Regions from separate parts of the Mus musculus genome. Here regions 1 and 3 are each linked to region 2. Evidence: chromatin contacts called from ENCODE Hi-C or POLR2A ChIA-PET data. All regions are on one chromosome and are shown on one strand. The core of a region is the stretch at or near the end of the contact, and the rest is flanking DNA. Distances in the headings are between cores, read along the strand shown.

Region 1 (4,859 bases), core at 1,278-3,777, 59 kb after region 2:
TAAATTTAAAGAAGCAAAAAAATACATCTCAAAACCCAGTTACTCTTACTAGAGTTCTTGTATGATCTCAAAATAGCCTTCTGGGAAGCCCATTGATTTTACATTAATATGAGATTTTTCTTTTCTTTTCTTTTTTCCTTTTTGCTTACTTAGAAATGAAGCCCCTGAATCCACTGAGCCAAGATTGTTGTTTACGGCTTCTCAGTTCACTAACTGATGAATTAAGACAGCTCATTTGCATAGCTTCATATTATTATATCTGGTTCAATGAAAACAAAAAAACGCTTCCAGCTTTCTAACAAATGAAATTTGTTGGCAAGAATTTTAAAGGGCACCCCGTTATGTAACACACCAAAGCCCAGAGTTACAGTTTATTCTTGGGGTCAATCATTTAGTGGCTAGGTAAGTTCCCCCCCAAAAAAATTTTAATTTGAAAAATACGAAGAACACTTGTTAACACACGTTAACTAGATGGTTTCACTGAGTTCTATTTATGTAATGCTGTACTACAATAGTGTGTTGTGTACACACAAGCAAATATACTTATATAAATATTTCCTGAAGAAATATTCACTGTATGAACACCCTGGGTTTTCAAGGGGGTATTCATGGATACCACAGGGTCTACACTATGTACATAGTACAAACGCTGTTTACAATGTACGTATAGACAGCAAAAAGTCTATAAGTTTATACTATAGACCATGCAAACTTCTATACAAACACTTCAACCAGTAAACCTGTAGACCCAGGACTAATAAGAAAACTAAGCATATTGCATATATACTGAAAGTACTGTGAGTAAAAATGATGATGTTAGAAAGGTTTAAAGGGGCACAGGTTTATATAGAGGTGGCTGCGGTGCCATTAAGACAGGTAAAAGTCACAAAGAAAAATATCTATCATAAGCCACGCCACGGAGCAAAGGCTGCTGGTGTGTTCAGTGGACACTACAAACAGAGGGTGTTGCTCAACTTGAGGTCCTTGAAGCTAGAATCTCACCTTATTCAGGGGGAATGAAGAATCTCTGGAGTTACACAGCTGAGGAGAGAGAGGTCATGCTGCTCTGTCTGCAAGTAGGGACTCTAGCTGGCTTACCAACAGTCTGGGTTTTTGTTTGTTTGTTTGTTTGTTTGTTTATTATTCAAAGCAGCACAATTGTAGTAAGTATCCAGGTAGAAAGCTCTGTTGTTAGGAAAAGCCAAGAAGGAAACGCCCCCAGGTGCCCGGGGGTGCTTTTTATTAAGCTTCCCTGGTTCCTGGTACCCAGTATTTAGTTCCAACTGCTAAGCCGCTAAGCCGGAAGAAGAGAGTGTAATTGTTTGGGAAGAAAGTATAATTGTTTGTCTTGGAACAGAGAGATGGCCCTACCTAACTTCCAGGAATAAGATTACGGAAATCAAGCCACGCAGGAACCATGGGGAGAGTTGTAGGGATGGGGGCTGTGTCAAGTATTTGATATAATAAAAGCTAGTTTCCACCTTTCCACTTGGTACTTTATCAAGCTTATATTAACTGATTCAAAAGTGAGAACTCTTTTTGTTGTTTTGGTTGGCTTTCCTGTTTTGTTTCTGTAGCACTGGCTGTCTGAGAACTTGCTCTATAGACAAGGCTAGATTCGAACTCATAAATATGCCTGCCTCTTCCTTTAATAAGTGGCTTGAATCTTTAAGTCTTTTACTGTTAACATTTTCAGGGAAGAGATGAATATACAAGAAAAAAAAAACTGTCAGAGTCCAAGGTCTGTAACAAAAGACTGAATGTACACCTAGTGTAGTGGTCTTACCCATTCGGACCTTTACCCGCTTACATCCCCTACTTTTGTATTCTAGAAGGCTATGTATAGTTTTACTAGCCACAATCCCAAAGAAACCTGGGTTAAAGAGCAACAGGCTCTTTGAACGGTTTCTCTTCTTTTATTTCCCCTTCCCTTTCCTGCAACGGGAATCCAACTTGGGCTCGGCGCATTTGAAAAGAGCGCTACCACAGAGCTACAAGTGAGCCCAGCTTCTGCACTGCATCAGGACTGCTCTTGGCTGTGAAGCAGTGTGCTAAACTGGAGACGATCCCGTGGGAACTAGCGAAGAAGGGTCACGAGTGTGGATTGCCGAGCAGCGGCCCGGACAGCAGAGCTTCTGGCTGAGTTCCCTCCCCACTTCCGGGGTCACGAGCCCAAGTCTTTCGGCCATTGCTCCCAGTCTTCAGACCATAACCTCTGCCGCCTGAGCAAACCGCCTCCAGCCCTTGCTCTTGCTCCCTCTCCACCCATCCGCATCTCCCGCGCCCATCACCGTACCCGGCTCCTTTGTGCGCACAGATCCGCGAGCTCTGTCCCGGAACGCGCAGAAAGCGGGACTCACCTGAGGCTCCTTCTGTTCTGAAGTCCGTGAGTCCCAATCCCTTGCTGGTGGCGCTGCAGTAGCCCGGCTTTCCCTCGCAGAGGGGACTCACTCTGAATGACGCGAGCTCTGCCTGCACTCCTGAATCCTCTAGCTGCGCCCAGAGGCCTGGCAGGACCTTGCCCGCCCCGCCCACCAGCAAGGCAAAAGGAAGTGGGATTTTGATTGCCTTGGAAAGAAAGGCTATTCATCACCTGGGGAGTGGCCTCTTCTCGGAACTTTCTTTACACTGCCTGATCTCAACCACCCAACCTATTTGGGTACTGTGCGGGAAATCGGGCTTCCTCAAACTTACTTTCCTGCTTTGCACACTTTCTTAAGTATGCATCGATTACCACATCTGTTCCATCAGCCCTGTTTGCACTTTCAAGTTTGTTGATCTCTTTCCTAGCAGATTTCTCTCCTCTTTTTAAAAATCTTATGGGTTTTATATAACCGTTTCACGCCGTTTGCTGGTAGCAGTCTTTGCTTTCTTTTTACTACAGTCTGTGAAAAAGTACCACCCTTAACTAGAAAACATTCAGGTTTGGTTTGAACTGTGCGGCTCACTCACCAGAAAAATCAGCATCTGTTTTGTTTAGTAAAGCGGTGCTTCTTAAATTACAGCCCGAGAAGAGTCACCGAGCTGAAACTACATTAGGTCATGCCTTCAAAGATTCTGACTTAGTATGCCTCGTGTGGACATTTCTAAGAAATTTCCAATTATCTAAAAATACCTTCCTATGACACAGAAGGTATTTTTCCCCCGCCTGCATTTTATGCATCATTTGGTACTCTTGGGGGAGGGAGAGTTATGAAAGGATGATGAAAGGGTTACAGGTGAATTTTGAGTCTTCACTCTTCTTTCCCTGTGATTGGTGCGTTTCTAAGTATATTCAACTAAAAATCTGGGGAGCATCTTGGGAGGGGCCCACTACTTGCATATGTGTATATTTCTGCATGTACATAAATACCAGTGTGCATAGAATATACTGTTCTTCCATAGAAAGCCATGATGCATGGAAAAGTGAACCTCACATATAAAGAGTCTGAGACCATGGCACTCCAATGCTGGAGAAAGGAACCGGGAACTTAGCATCGCTCAATGTGATTTGTAACTTCAACTGGCTTGCTGTTAGGCACTCAGGATGTTTATCTTTATTCTTTAGCTGATTTCATACTCGGAGCAAACAAGGATCTTCACTGTCCACTCTTTGCATAAATGGGATCATTTCATTTGAATTTTAATTTAAGCAGTTGGAGTATTTTTATAGGTAAAACCTTGTAGAAGTGAAACATTGGGGCGTTCTGTCTAAGTAAGAGTCTTCCTACTGTCTTCACCTCTGTTGTGTTTCCTAGGCTAACTGCTGTTACCAGTAGCTCCAAGACTTGGCCACAGGGGAGTCGGTGAGCTAGGGCTTCATGGGCAGCCGCTGCTGGGTAGTGGCTCACTCTGTGTTTGTTTCCTTTCCTAATGTCTTCATACCTCAAGCCCACCTAAGTTTTCTACTTAGAAAAACTAGCCTCAGCCAACAGTTTAAATGTTGAATCACTAACACTAACTCGTTATTAATATCAGGAAGTCAAGTTATTTTAGGCAATGTGTCTTCCTACGTTCCAAACTTTAATAGCGTACTGAAGATACAACAGGTAACTGAATAGACATGTTCCTGTTTGGTTGTGGTGGTGGTGGTGGTGTGTGTGTGTGTGTGTGTGTGTGTTGGTGTGAGTGTATGTGTGGCATGCTGCTTCCTAGATGTATATTAAACTCCAGGCTCTGTAATCTTTAGTACACATCTTTCCGGGTTGTTTGAGGCTTTAATGTATTGTCCATATACAAAGGAAGAGAAAGGGCTTAGCCACACAGAGAGGTCTGGGGATCCACGGAATGAGCTGATAACACCTATCACTTCTATTTGCCTCCTGTAATCTGGATCAGGTTAAAGAGACACATAACCCACAGGAGAAGCTTGGAAATGCAGGGTGGAGCCTTCGCAGAAAGAGAAAGAATGGAATTTCCTACTGAGGAAAAAAAAGAGTACTCTCATTAGGGAATTTCCACTAAAACTAAAACAAAAGGTCCTCATAAATAAATGAGCAACCAACTACGTCAATATATCGATTTATAAATCTTGGGTCTTAACAGAACTATTTCCTGATGTTTGTAATTAAAAAAATCCAAATAAGCCATATATTTAATCCAAAGTTTTTCAGGTCCCTTTGCAAAATGGAAAGTTGGCATTTTAAAATAATCATGTATAGAAACACATCAAGATTATCCAGGCATTTATTACTACAAAAACATATAGATTGCACAAAGAATTTATTCGTGAAGACAGAACAGTGATGATAGTTTTCTGTAATAGATGGTCCAACTTCCTGACATGCAGGAGTTGTATAGGTAGGCAGCTGTCTCTACAAGTTGTCTCAGTTCTGGATGCTGTGTTAGGCTTCCTATATTTTCAGATAATGCTGGTTGTT
Region 2 (4,956 bases), core at 44-2,543:
AGCAATAATTTTCTAGATCTAGCTTGTCTTATTAAAACACTTCATTAGAAGCACTCTGCGAAACCAAAACTGAGATAATCATCACCAGACCACAGGTTGATCAAGACTGCTTAACAATGTACACTTCTCACTGTCTGTCCAATTGGTCTTCTCTTTAATGATAAAGTTTGTAACTATCCCAAAGATGTGCTCAGATATTTAATTTTCTCCCTTTCCAAAGTGTATGTTTTGCATAAAATTCACTCTTGAGTCCTCATCATTACTTTCTGTTTATTTTCTTAATACCAAAACCTAGACTTTTTATGTTGGAACTCCTGAATTGGGCCTCTGGCTCAGATTCTGGTTATATGATCACATACTTTTGAAGTATCTTATCTCTGAAAACATTCACTGTTGATGTAAAGTGAGAACGTCCAAATCATTTCCAGGTCAAGCATTCACCCTAGTTTTAAAGATTAAAATATGAGCCTTAGAAATATCTTTTCACTGAGACTGATAAATGAGACATCTATGAAATGAATCCACGTGTTCCAAGAAAGAAGGGGAGAACAGGAGCACATGACAGATTTTGACATGCGTATGAACAGTTTGAAAAGAGGGTAGGAAAACTTAAGGCCTCTTGAGGGTCATGTAAGTTTCACATATATTTGTATGTCAGTAGCAAAATGGGTTTGGAGGCATTTGTTATAATCCAACTAGAATATTTGACTCTTATAGTTCTATATAGAACTATAAAAACCTGATTCCTAATAAAGACACGAAATCACAAAGCAGAAGCTCAAGAACTCAGAATATTAGTCAATATCTCCAAAAATGTCAAGATCTTCACCAATATCACACCAACATCAATGAAGCATCAACTCAAATTTGAAGTCTTTTGTCTCAAGAATAGCTTTTTAGTTTAATGGCCTGAATATTTGTCTGCCAAATAGTAAGAAATGAAACTCATAAAGTGATTGATTTATGAAGAAAAAATATTAAAAAGTCAAGACTATGAGGGAGCCAGGTTTCATCAGACGTCAAATCTCAGCCTCTAGACTGTGAGAAGTAGTTTTCTACTCTTATAGCCCACCATGATATGGTCTTGTTTTAATGGCCCACATCACCCAATACACCTGATATGAGTTAGACAGGCAGATATAAATGAGATCCTAGGCAAAAATGTAGTTATAGTCAGTTATGATCATCAAAATTCCAAAGGACAACAGTGTCTGAAAGATAGTTATGAAATGGCTACCTTAGAGGTTATGGATGGAAGACTGGCCTTCATCTGTCTTACACTCCAGTAGTTATGTTATTATTAGGAAAGGTCCAGAATGTGGAGATGTAAGCAGCTACAACAATTAACATTCCATTCCGAACCTAGAAGCTCACTAGTTCTATAGATCTCAGAGTATTTATAGAACTGTACATGGATCATTATTCTTCTAAAGAAATAGTCTCTGAAGAAATATACTACCTGTGTAAACAGAGAAATGTTTGTTAGATAATATTATCTTCTATTATTATCATTATTATTAGATCTTTGAGAGTTTCATACAGTGTTTAGATCATATTTATCCCTCCTTCTGCAAGTGTGTACAGATTCAATCCCTTTTTTCTTATCCACCCAATTTTTTGGTTTGTTTATTTGTATTTATTTACTTACTTATTTATTTATCCTATAACAGCAAGTCTTGTTACCCAAATAGTCTTGATGTGGTTTTTTTTCCCCCCACTAGAGCATGGTCGACTTACCAGAGGCTACACTCTGATACAATTCCTTTTTTCGCCCCAGAAGATAATAACTGCCAATAGCTCCATGGCTATAAGGTATAATTGATCTTTTCTACTTTTCTACTCTTTTCTCCATGATGGGATTTGGTCTGGTTTGTGCTTACACCCCTGTAAGTGTGTAAGTGTGTGCGGTCACAACTGCTGTGAGTTCATATGTGCAGCTGCCCTGCTGTGTCTTGAAGACATTGTTCCCTTGAAGTCAGACATGCCTCTGGTCTTCACTCTTTCCACATGTCTTCTACTTGGGATTTAAAAGACTATGTTCCTCTGTCAATAATACTAAGATTCAAATTTATAGCTTAATATACTTTAAATTCTCCTTAAAAGAAGGCTACTCTTTGAAAGGACTCCCAAATATTCTTTCCAAATACACAAAACAAACATCTGTAAGGGTAAAAACATTCGCTTATTTTTTGATTTAAAGTTTTTATTTTACCAGAACATTACCCAAGGGAGAGATGGTGAAGGTTGGCATCCTTGTGCTATCTAGGAAGAAGTTCTTTATTATTATTATTATTATTACTAGATATTTTCTTTATTTACATTTCAAATGCTATGCCCTTTCCTGGTTTCCCCTCCGAAAACCCCTTATTTCCTTCCCCTTCCCCCTGCTCACCAACCCACTCATTCCTGCTTAGGAAGAAGTTCTCAAGACATGAACTGTGGCTATATAAAGATTAGTAGAAAAATGCATCAACAAGTAGTTTGAACAAATTAAAAATCCCACATATACAAAATAAATCTTAGAAATTTACATTGAATGTGACATAAAAAAATGCTAAACATCCTAAGTATGTTTATTATAGTTTAAATATTAAGTGTCTCCCCAAAACGTTCATGTTTTGAAGGATTTTTCCTCAGGAAATGAATCATGCATTGAGAATTAAATGATAAAGGCTTCATCGTTGATTGATTCATAACTTAGTGCCATTACCTAGAGAAGGTGGGAGGTTGACCAGAATTGGAAGAAGTAATTGGCGTACCCCTACAAATAGTGAACTTTCCCTTCCCCCTCTCTGACTGCTTTCTGGTTACCATGAAGTGAGCAATTTCCTCCTCCATGTGTATCTGCCCTTAGAGTGGCTATGGATGCCTTTAAGGTTAACCCCAATTAAATAGCTGCTTTTGGAATGTCCAGCAGGCAGATGGATTGTCAGGATTCAGCAGAGAGTTGTGTACTTATCAGTCAGAGAACTTGTTTACGTATTCAAAGAGGAGTTAGGTGTAGTGAGGTTAAATATCTGAGCTAACAGTTTTAAAGCAAAAGGTACAGAAGAGTTGAAAGTTGAAAGTAAGATCTTTGTCTACCTGTGACATTGAAAGTCAGGGGACAAATCAGATAAGGTAAGCCTTGAGATACTGAAGAATAGGTTTAGTGCACAGGAAATATCTCCACTCTTAAACAGGAAAAAATGCTGGTACTTAAGAAATTGTCTAAAGTTTTTCAATTTTGTTCATAAATCACCAGTTTATAGGAAGCAGTTTTTTGGTGTGACAACAGCCCTGTACACGGAACAAAACATCCTCAAGGGGCAGTTTATAATTAGATACTCAGGCAACAGGGCTACTACTGGACATTCAGGGGACCGTGCATCAGCTTAGTGCTAACAAGACTTACAACTTCAAAAGGCTAGTTGGTGGCAGCAGATTGAAGAAACAGCTGAGAGCCTGCATTTTGATCTACAAGTAGGAAGCAAAGAGGAGGAGGAGGAGGAAGAGTAGGAAGAGGTGGAAGAGGTGGAAGAGGAGGAAGAGGAGAGAGAGAGAGAGAGAGAGAGAGAGAGAGAGAGAGAGAATAACATAATTCATTTGAAACCTCAAAACCTCAAGGCCACCCCACCAACACCAACACCAACACCAACACCTTAGTGACACACCTTCTGCAGCAAGTCCACACCTCCCAATCTCTCTCTAATTGTTCTAACCTCCTGGAACCAAGTATCCACATATATGAGGGTACATGATCTATTCTCACTTAAACTATCACAGCAGCTAACTCAGATATCTGGATATCTAACAGTAAAGGGTGATATAATATGTTAAATGACAATTCTTGGGAAAAAATACTACTTTTGTGTGAATATAGCTTTAAGGTCAGAGGTGTGTGATTTGGGCTTCTGCCAGCCAATGGCTAAAGGTCTATGTGTCCCCACCTATTGTGTGCGGGCCTGAATATGTAGGTGTGTGTCGACTGGTGTGTGTCCATGTGCTGCCATTGTTTACTTGTCTAGTGGTTTGTGTGTTGGTGAATGAAGCATGTCTTATCTGCTAAGAATTCTTCCACTCCCTTCAACCTCTCAGATTCCCAAGACCCTATAATGTTCTTGGCATTGGAGAGCATGTACTTTATACCTCGGCAGGTAGGTAGTTTTGATAACCTGTTAGGCAGTTTGCAGGGGAGGGGCTTGCATTAGTCTGGGACACACCAGCATAAGCTGACTGTGGCTCCTGCTTTCCTGACCTGGAGAATGGTGCTCCTGCACACTGGGCATTTAACCCAACCTGCTGCTGGTATGGTAGCTGAGTCATGAGCCCTAACTAGCTGGTTCAGGACATCAACCAAAATGAGTTCCAGGAAAAGGTGTCAAAGCCATGTACAGCACAGATAATCATTTTGCTGAATTGTTCTGTTGGCCTCGTGCTTACTTTGTTTGGGTCTATGAGCAGGAGGATTTTTTTTTTCCCTGTGGAAATTTCATTGGCTTTCCAAAGAAGTCCACATGTACAGTGGCCTGAGTAAATGTGATAAAGACATAGCACTTGGTACAAGTTGCTTTGAGAGATCAGACCAACTCCGTCTTGGGTTCAGGCTCCATCTTAGAGAACCTCACCTAAGGCTGAACGTGTTAAACACCTGGCCTGGACCTAGCATTGGCCTCCAGGTCACTCCCTAACAACCACCAATCAGGAAGAAAGCAGAAGTTACAGTTGTACCTAAAGATATTTACTTATGAAAGTTTATGGTTTGGCTCCCAGCACCAGCCAATCATTTTAAAAGTCAACAAATTCCATTAATAGCTCCCCCGCCCAATCTGACGTGTGCCAAGCTGGAAATGCCCTCGCTCCCTTGCTTGCCTCTATAGATGCTTCCTTGAGACTGGACTCAGGGGGGTGGGGTGCTACACCCTCCTGTCAGGCTGTGTCAGTGACAATAGTGTGGCCCGAGCTCGAGCTTGAATA
Region 3 (4,537 bases), core at 387-2,886, 34 kb after region 2:
GTGTGGGCACACACAGTCTGCTCTGTCTTTTCTGAGCTCTTGGTACTATAAAATGCCAAGCCTAGTTTGGGTTCCAATTAATACTTATCCTTCAATAGCTAGCAGGCTTTGTGATATGTTTCTCTAATCCCCCTCCTCGATGGCCTTGATTAAGGATTGCACTTAACTGTGAAATGGTATTATTAAGTTGAACTGGGGCCTCATGTGATCTTTTCAGACAGGATGTGGTATGGGATGCTAGGTAGGAGAAAAATAAGTAGAAAAGAGCCATCTACTACTTCCCAGGTATTATTTATGGCATATGCAACTCCATTATCTTCTCATTTGGTATCATAAGTGGCATAGCTCCTGGCTTAAAGCACCCTGTACAAATGGTATAGACTCTGGCCAGGGGGATAACAAGCAGAGGCATAAGGTAATAGCAGTCACTAGACCAGAAATGATATTCGTAAAAGGTTAATAAAATATGCTGCAAGAAAGAGGCAAGCAGACTCTCAAAACACCCTCTTAAAAGGGAATGTGTGTCTAACTAAAACCGATAAGAACAATTACTGGCCTTAACGCTCCTGCTTTGTCTATAGATATGCGGGTACTCCACTTGCTTGTTAAATAATATGGTTTATAGCTATAACTGTCTTTTGAGAGTGGCCCTTGGAGGTGAGCTATCTGGGCCAAGTTACTCTTGAACGTATGTGTGAGACCTCCCAGGTACTGGTTCCAACTGCCAGCTGTCAAAGTCTGATTACTCAGTCATGAGGAGTCGCTGTACTTTCGGCCTCTTTGTGTCTAAAATTAACGGGGTTGTTTGTTTGTTTTACAAAAGTACAAGAGGTGCCTCTGACCTCCAATAAGTTAAGAGCCTTCTCCTAATAAAACAGGAAATTTTGTTTACAACCAAGAGGCTTGAAATGGAAAGAAATAGAACACATAAAGGCAATATCCACTGGACAAGTGAATAACTGGCTGGCTGCTTGTTACAAGATACAGGAAAATAACCCGAAACTCCTACCTGCCCACAGACAAACCTGACTGAACTACATTTTACCTCTCCAGGCAGAGGTACTTCCCTTGCCCGTGTGCCCACCTCCCCTTCCCAGTCACCTTCTTGGTCACCTTTCCTAACTTCCAGCTTAAATCTCCACCCTCAGATTTCTCTTCGCAGGGCTTATAAAAGTTCTGGGTCCGGTGAAGGTCATGGATCTCTTTAGAGGGCATCTGGCTTACCTTTCTCATGCAGCTCCAAGTGAGGCGAATTCCTAGAATCCTAGCACCAGCAGCGACTCAGCTCTCCAGACTCCTCTCAGAAAGGCATAGGTGCTGCACTACTCCACTAGACTAAAGTCAGGGAGAAAAAGCACCTGGACTTTGAGGCAGTTTAGGTTTTGTTTCCTGAGTCTTTAGATTTCCTTTTCCTGACTGGAAAGATACGCAACCAAATTGAAACCCTGTCTGAGTTCTAAGTCCTTTGAGAATTGTTAGCTGCTCCTGGCAGAGGCTCTCAGTAGAAATGAATATCTGGTCTGTGCACAGTTCTGGAACGCCAAAGGAACACTTACTGGCATTCCCTTTACTCTGACCTCCACTGCATTCTTCAAATGCTGGCACTGATTCAAAAGGAGACTCAGGAATGCTTTCCCTTCCTTCTTGTTTTGTTTTGTTTTGTTTTGTGTTAGGAGAGTCAGAGTGCATATCCCGATAGTTCTCAAATGCCTAACTTCTTCTACTGAGTACCAGCAGGAGCCGGTAGGACCACCAATATTATTTTTCCTTATTATATTTTTGTCACAATCTTGGGACAGTTGTTCACATTCAGGTGAATGAGCCTCTTTGAGACGGAGTCTCCCTATGACTGTTATGGGTCTGGGGTCACTCCGAGATTCACCACCACCACAGGTAAGTTTTAATAAGAGGCTTTATTAAATACTGCCACTCGATATTCATGGCACCAGAACGGCAACCCAGAGTGCTCTCCAGATGCAACAGCTAGTCATATCAAGCCAAACCCACAAGACTGCTTGTGTTTTGTCTACCTGGAGGCAGAGTCTAATTTTAACATATATGTCTTGTAGATGTTCTAGTCATTGAGAAGAGTATGCAAGCTTGAGTACAAAAGCTGGAAATAGTCTCTTTAGTAGGTCTCAAACCAGAGACAAAGGGCTGAGTTCCATTAACATATGAAATTGAATGCTGGCTACCTGGTTCTCCCTGCATCCCTCACTCCCTACCCGTTTCAGGGCCTGACTGCCATATTTGGTTTGGTACCCTAAATTCTCCTCCAGCCAACAGGCTGGGCTGCTCTTCCCTATAAAATCCAATCATGTAAGTTACCTGGATGTTTTTTTGGTTTGCCTTGCTTTTTGTTTGGTTTGTGGTTGTTGTTTTTTAGGTGTTTTCCTTGTTTGTTTGGTTTGTTGTTGTTGTTTTGTTTTGTTTTTTGGTCTATCCTTTACCCTCTTGGCCAGTCTCTTGTCCCCGGCTATCCCCTCCTTAGTTGGCAGACCATCTCTTATCTCCCTTCTACTGCCTTCCTCTTCCCCTCCCCTCTCCTCACATGGCCCAGCTCAGCCTGTCTGTGTGGTGCACTCTGGACTCTCCCTTTTCAGTGCTTTCGTGACCTCTCAACCACAGTAAAGTCTAAACTTTAAGTGTACTTGTTAATCATCAGACACCTCACTTCCTGAGTTCGCTTTTCTTTCACACAAAGCTGGACTGTTTCTCCTGCCTCCCTTCACTGCTCCCCACAAAATGACTACAGAATTTTTAAAAACTCCTCAACAGATAAAAATTCTAGAGAGGGACTAGTAGAGCTCCTGATAGGCAGACAAAGGGGGGGGGGGAGCGGGGGAGCCATGACTACATAATGAAAGGCTTCTTCCTCACCCTTGATCAGAGGTGAAAACCAGTCAGCCTAAACCAAGGGCCTCAAAGAGGGTTTCTCCTCTCCTTAGCCTCTCATCCCCTCACCCCTGCTGATGGATTCTCTGGACAAGTTCACCAGATCAGATCAGGCCATGTTTATATAACAGTTGTGGACCGATCCACCATCCTGTCTATCTTTAAAATGACAAGCCCTGAACTAGGGGAGGAAGACTCTTCAGGGGAAAAAAAAAAAAACCAAACAACAAAAACGAGCTCTTGAGAAAAGTGGGTTTTCAACTTGGGCATCCCCTTCCCCTCCTGCTTTTCCAGGGTCTTTTCTTTCCTCTGTGTGTCTGCTCCAAATCTATTTTCCTTACCCCCAGTACAGGCCTCTCCTCAAGGGCTGCGTCCAGCTGCTTTCTGGAGATTTTTCCTTTTTGTACTTGTCAAGCTTGAAATTTTTCCTGCTATTTCATTCTTTTTTTTTTAATTAGATATTTTCTTTATTTACATTTCAAATGTTATCCCCTTTCCTAGTTTTTCCTCCGAAAATCCCCTAGCCCCTCCCCCTCCCCCACCCACCTATCTCATTCTTTAACTGGCATAGAAAATGGACCCCATGGAGAACCCTAGATGGAAACAGTCGTCCATAGCCACGGTACAGATGCTACTGCAGAAGGAAGGACTGAGTGTGCTCATAACTGACAGATGGAGAAGATGGCATACACACCATTTTAGAACTAGGCCTGACTTCAAAAGGAAAGCCATGCATTCCAAGAACAAGGCCATAAAATCCCCCAGGCAAACAGCGTGGGGATGACCACAAGGATGGAGATATATCTGTGCTGGGCAGCCTTATATGCTGTGTGTATCTCATTCTGGGGTTAAACATTCATGACACAAGAATGCAGTCCACTAACCACCTGGTCACAAGCCAGTCACAAACCAATCCATGTAACATCCCCAACACCCACCATTGAGGCTTTAGATTACCTAACACTAGCGAAAATTCCCCTAGAAAAGGGCCTGCATACCTTTGTCTGGAGTCAACTCTTTTTCTTTTTCCTTTCTTTTCTCTTCTTTTTTTATTTTTTGTAAGTGGCTGACCTCTGCATGCAGGCTTCTTGCTCTCTAGAAATAATAACACTCTTGCCAATTGCATCTGTGAGTGGTGGTCTCCGTGTAGCACTTTTGGACTTAACAAGACCTTAGCCAAGGATGTAGCTGAATTGGGAGAGTGCCCATCTCTCCCAAAGGTCCTGGGTTCTACCGGCAACACCCAGAGGTGGAGAAAACTGTAGGCAAGGGCACAGGGAAAGCACAGAACTCCATCACTTTGTAGGTAGAGGGGTTTAACGGGGAAATCAAACTTCCAGGTATGTCTTTGGAAAATTCCAAAAGCAAACGGGAGAGTGAACCTTAGGAGTTTGGAGGACAAGGCTTGTGAGCCAGAATAGCCTGGGAATTAGAGCAGGGCACAGGGACAAAGGAGCCCTGACAGCCTAAGAGCTAGATGGGGACTTTGGTCATCTGCAGGTTTGTTTGGGTTAATCAGGAACTAGAGGACCAGTTAGTGCGTGAATGAGGGAAGGAATTCTCTTCCTATCAAGTAAAATGCAGGCCCTTCCCAAGAATCTAGAACTCACAGCAGGCTACGGACTGCTGACTTTGGAGTTTT

Evidence for each region. A loop is a pair of places that touch in the nucleus more often than their neighbours do. ChIA-PET counts read pairs that join two places held with the same protein, here RNA polymerase II (POLR2A).
Region 1: POLR2A ChIA-PET joins it to region 2 with 21 read pairs in Patski. The contact joins the promoter of Plscr1 here to the promoter of 1700057G04Rik in region 2. A Hi-C loop is called at or near these places in 1 of 37 maps with a recorded cell type or tissue (T-helper 1 cell). POLR2A ChIA-PET finds 5 or more read pairs at or near these places in 2 of 5 experiments (Patski and embryonic stem cell).
Region 3: POLR2A ChIA-PET joins it to region 2 with 25 read pairs in Patski. The contact joins the promoter of Plscr2 here to the promoter of 1700057G04Rik in region 2. POLR2A ChIA-PET finds 5 or more read pairs at or near these places in 2 of 5 experiments (Patski and embryonic stem cell).

Annotation. Positions count from the first base shown.
Region 1 is chr9:92,247,862-92,252,720 of GRCm38, reverse strand. It overlaps Plscr1 (phospholipid scramblase 1), which reads right to left and starts at 2,527. Exons shown (of 9, transcript NM_011636.2): 1 at 2,361-2,527.
Region 2 is chr9:92,305,714-92,310,669 of GRCm38, reverse strand. 1700057G04Rik (RIKEN cDNA 1700057G04 gene) reads right to left here and starts at 1,293. Exons shown (of 7, transcript NM_001033184.3): 1 at 1,238-1,293.
Region 3 is chr9:92,272,701-92,277,237 of GRCm38, reverse strand. It overlaps Plscr2 (phospholipid scramblase 2), which reads right to left and starts at 1,636. Exons shown (of 8, transcript NM_008880.3): 1 at 1,225-1,636.